Regions from separate parts of the Homo sapiens genome. Here region 1 is linked to region 2. A link is a loop called in an ENCODE intact Hi-C map of the cell type or tissue named here. Cell type or tissue: mammary epithelial cell. All regions are shown on one strand.

What was found. A loop is a pair of places that touch in the nucleus more often than their neighbours do. Peaks named below come from ENCODE experiments on the same cell type or tissue, not always from the same donor. Only the 100,000 strongest peaks of a DNase experiment are listed, where the experiment ranks them.
Region 1: a loop joins it to region 2, with 1.9 times the contacts of the local background. A loop is called at or near these places in 2 of 110 quality-filtered maps.

The regions. Positions count from the first base shown.
Region 1 is chrX:44,935,192-44,937,691 of GRCh38, forward strand. The region is part of intron 2 of KDM6A (lysine demethylase 6A); the gene reads left to right. Among named protein-coding and RNA genes, the nearest start is that of KDM6A, 63 kb to the left of the region's middle. In mammary epithelial cell, a CTCF peak has its summit at 985 (motif pointing left); a DNase peak (open chromatin) is centred at 700.
Region 2 is chrX:45,010,198-45,012,697 of GRCh38, forward strand. KDM6A (lysine demethylase 6A) reads left to right here. Exons shown (of 30, transcript NM_001291415.2): 5 at 764-822. Among named protein-coding and RNA genes, the nearest start is that of KDM6A, 140 kb to the left of the region's middle. In mammary epithelial cell, no CTCF peak of the experiment used is centred here; a DNase peak (open chromatin) is centred at 1,134; H3K27ac peaks cover 344 bases.

The sequences.
Region 1 (2,500 bases), 75 kb before region 2:
GTGATTTGTGGTACAGCATTTAAAATGTGTTCTTAAAGAAATCCGAAAATTGGTTTTGGAAAGAGCTAAATACACATACTTCTAGTAAGGCTTAGGGAGAGGGCAAAAGGGGAGCATAAATATAAAATATCAAGAATGAGAAAGGGATATATACACAGTTATAAATAGAATATGATGTACAGCCAAACTGTAATTAACTTCAGAGTCTTGATGAAATAGGTGGGTGGTGACAACAATACAAATTGTGAATTGTGATTCATAAAGTTCACGGTGGCGATGGGTACAAGTTTTCAAAAATTCTGATTTTTCCTTAAAATCTTAAATTATGGTATGTATTCCTTTAATTCTTACAATAATCCTTTGGGGTAGTTGCTATAAAATCTTCCTGTTTTATAAAGCACAAAGAGATTAAGTGACTTGCCCAAGGCCAAACAGTACGAAGCTAAAATTCAAAACCTAGCCCGTCAGGTTTCAGAGTCTATCTACTACACTTAGCTCTCATGGCATTAAAAAAGGCAAAGCATTTGGATACTTTGGCACTATAAATATCATTAGTAACTGCAGTTGTCCGCTAGGGAACTCTAGGCTAAATAGTCATTCAGACAAGTAAGACCTGATCAGGTCGCGCTTGGCATCATATTGACATAGAAGGATATTGCGCAGGAAACAGCATGCCAGCAGAGCAATGCCTTGCTCTTGCAGGATTCCTGGGGCTTATGTTTGGTCCATGAGTGACAGCTCAGGTATGTGAGAATGAGAATCACAAAGGTGGTTGCAGAGCTACTCTGGTGTATTAGTTTCCTCCTGTGGCTTCTGTAACAGATAACTATAAACTGGGTGATTGAAAACACAGAAATTTATTCTTTCACAGTTGTAAAGGCTAAAAGTTTGAAATAAATGTGTTGGCAGGGCCATATTCCTGGAGGCTCCAGTGGAGAATCAGTTCCTTGCCTTTTTCCACCTTCTAGTGGCTGGTCTTAACATCACTGCCTACTTTGTGTGCCTGAAAACTCCTGCTATCTTATAAAAGGACACATACGATTGTATTTGGGGCCCACCCAGATAATGCAGGACAAGCGCCTCCTTTCAGGATCCTTATCTTAATCCCATCTTTTTACCAGATAAGGTAATATTTTTTTTTTCAGCCTACCATACTTGATTTAGAAACACCCTCCCTTGCCCCATCACCCCCAAATAGGAACCAATATCTTTTTTAACAGTTTTGTGGTCATACTTTCCATGTTTTCTCTATAGAGATATGCTCAGTTAAATAGTATTCTGAGGAAATCCCAAAGCTGTGGCATCCTAGCAGATATTTATAGTTCATTTGCAGTTCTCTGACTCTAGATTTATTTCATTAATCAGGGATAATTTTCACCATAATCATTGTTACTACTACAGGTTGAGTATCCCTTATCTGAAATGCTTGGGACCAGAAGTGTTTCGGATTTTGGAGTATTTGCATATGCACAAAGAGAGATCTTGGGGATGGAACGTTAAGTCTAAACATGAAATTCATTTATGTTTTACACGCACTTTATATACATAGCCTACAGGTAATTTTATATAAGATTTTAAATAATTTTGTTAAACGAAATTTTGGCAGTGACCCATCAAGAGGCCAGGTGTGGAATTTTCCACTTGTGGCATCATGTCATTGCTCAAAACATTTTGGACTTAGCAGCATTTTGGATTTAGGATTAGGGATGCTTAGCCTGTAATACAACTGACATACAACCTTTATCAGGCTTTAGAAGTAAAGGATGCCAAGGTCAAATTTGTTCATAGAAGAGAAAGGTTTTGTTGACCCTTCGCAAATTATTTAGGATACACCATGATTACTATAGATTGCATTAGAACTTTTCATGATTTACTGATACTATCCTAGGCCCTGGGAGTAGCAGTGAGTTTGATGATACATTGACCCTTTTTTTTTTTAAAGTGAGGATGTGGCATTATAAAATTTATGTTTTAGATTTTGTAGATACTGAAATGATACTATAACCCTGAATAGTAGGGAGGAGATGTTTTCAATGGATTAGAGAAACATAAATTGTAATATTTTTGGTTAGGGGCAAATGGATTAACATGAAAGAAGGAACAGGAGAGTTATAGGCACACCTTGCTTTATTGTGCTTTGCATATATGTATATATGTAAACAAACGGAAGGTTTGTGGCAGTCCTGTGTATCACAAATCTATTGGAACCATTTTTCCAACAGCATGTGCTCACTCAGTGACTGAGTCACATTTTGGTAATTCTCACACTATTTCAAACTTTTTCATTATTATTGTATCTATTATGATTATCATTGATCAGTGACCTTTGATGTTACTGTTGTAATTGTTTTGGGGCACCATGAACTGTGCGCATGTGCAATAGTAAACTTAATTAATAAACATGTATGTGTTCTGACTGCTCTACCGACTGGCCATTCCCTGGTCTCTCTCCCTCTCCTCTCCTATTCCCTGAGACACAGTATTGAAATTAGGCCAATGA
Region 2 (2,500 bases):
GGTGTCACATGCCTTTAGTCCCAGCTACTTGGGAGACTGAGGTGGGAGGATTGCTTGAGCCCAGGAGTTTGAGGCTGCAGTGAGCTGTGATCGCGTTGGGGTGACAGAGCGAGACCTTGTCTCTTTAAAAAAAAAAGAAAAAAAATCATGGAGTTATATAAATATAAATTATATAAATAGCTGGATCCTATTAGGAGTCCAGAGGTCAAAGTTAGTCAGGATAAGTGTTGACACATGTCTTGTTTCATACTGCAAAAGGAGTCAATGATATTTAAAGCACAAGATGTTAATGCCTAGGTGATGATTGGCATGATGCTATTTTTCTTAAATACTAAAATTTGTTTTAGGTTTATACTGTGCATTTCCTTTGAATTCTAACTACCTTCCTGGCAGTACTAAATATAAAATTAAATCCAATTCAAGAAACAAAAAGAACCAGAGGAAGAATGTAGATACAAGCAAGAGAGAATAGGATAACATAGGCTGAGCATTCTCTTATTCCTGAAGAATAGATTTTTAATTTTAGATTTGACCATAGAATTTCTGCTAGTAAATATTTTTATTTCAGGGCTGGAATACCTCTCTAAGTTGATTGGAATCTGTGCCATCTGATCACTGTTATTTTGGTGTTTTAAAAATATATTGTAATGCATGATAGAATTTTAGGACTTAAAACATCTTGGATACCGTATTTTACAATAATAACATCATATATGTTAGATACAAGTATTTTTCCTAAAAATCTTTTTCCCTTCCTTTACAGAATGCTGCCTTTTTATATGGTCTTGGTTTGGTCTACTTCCATTATAATGCATTTCAGTGGTAAGTTGACATAAAACCAGTAATTCAGTCATTTTCAGTAAATGGCTTGTTTGCTTGTTTTGTTTGTGCTTGATTTTTTGTGTGTGTGTGTAATAAATAGAAAATTTAGTGTCATTAAACCTACACTTTTCAGTAATCTTTTGAAATGATTAGATTGTTCCTTGAAGGGTGTTGGCTCACCTTAGATTTTTAGAGTTGTATGTTTTCCTGAAAGAATCTAGTATAAGATTCTGTTGAAGAAGGCTTAGATTAGAAAGCTTTTTGGAATTTCTTAGTCATTCATTATGGACTGGTGTTCCCCAAGTTATTTGAACTGGTGAATCACTGTGATCTCAGAAGTCAAGATATGTGGGTAAATGGTCTATGATGGCTAGTTTTCAGACTTCTAGACAAGATTGACCACTTCTCCCTTCCACATACCAGCTAGCACTTTCCAATATCCAGTAACTAGGCACCAACTCATAAACTCTCAGTTCTCTGTAGAATAGTACCACTTCAGAGTTGGAGATTAAATATAATAATAGTAATATATAAGATTTTCTAAACTGTAAAGTGAAGTACCCTGTAATATTATGGCCTTTGCCCCATTGTTGTTTTTCTGTTTACCAGACAATAGTATGCACTAATGGGGTAAAAAGGCATATAGTTTTAGTTGAAAGATTGGTATTGTTGTCACAGCATTGCCACTTAGTTTGATCTTGAATTAAATAACTTCTCTAGGTCTGTTTCCTCTTTAGTTTGTTTATTTATTTATTTATTTATTTTATTTATTTATTTATTTTTTGAGACAGGGTCTCACTCTGTTGCCCAGGCTGGAGTGCAGTGGCGAGATTGCAGCTTACTGCAGTCTCAATCTATTGTGTTCAAGCAGTCCTTCCACCTTAGCCTCCCAAGTAGCTGGGACCACAGGCACATGCCACCATGCCCAGAGAGTTTGTTTTTATTTGTAGAGATGGGGCCTCCCCCTATGTTGCCCAGTCTGGTCTTGAACTCCTGGCCTCAGGGCATGCTCCCACCTCAGCCTCCCAAAGTGCTGAGATTTACAGGCATGAGCCCCCACGCTGGCATCATCATTTGTTTAAAAAACAAAACTACATAGCAGTCACTTGCCTTTCCTATAGAGTTTTGATGATCAAGTGAGATACAGTACATTTTATAAAATGTCAACCCAATGTAGATTTTTTTTTTTTTTTTTTTTTTGGTCAGAGTCTCACTCTGTCGCCCAGGCTGGAGAGCAGTGGCACGATCTTGGCTCACTGCAACCTCCGCCTCCCGGGTTCAAGCGATTCTCCTGCCTCAGCCTCCCAAGTAGCTGGGATTACAGGCGCCCGCCACCATGCCTGGCTAATGTTTTTGTATTTTTAGTAGAGACGGAGTTTTACCATGTTGGCCAGGCTGGTGTCGAACTCCTGACCTCAAGTGATCCGCCCACCTCAGCCTCCCAAAATGCTAGGATTACAGGTGTGAGCCACCACACCTGGTGACATTTTTTATTTTTAGTGTATCTGACCTTTTCAGAGTCCCTTCTGTGCTCCAGAATTTTAAGCTCACGGGTGAGTTCTGTGGGAGTCCAAAGGAAGGTGATTGAGTGGCAAAATGTTACAACTCTGTCATATACCTATTGGGCACCCTGAATACTTATTACAGAGCATTTACATATGCATTGACAGTGATTTTA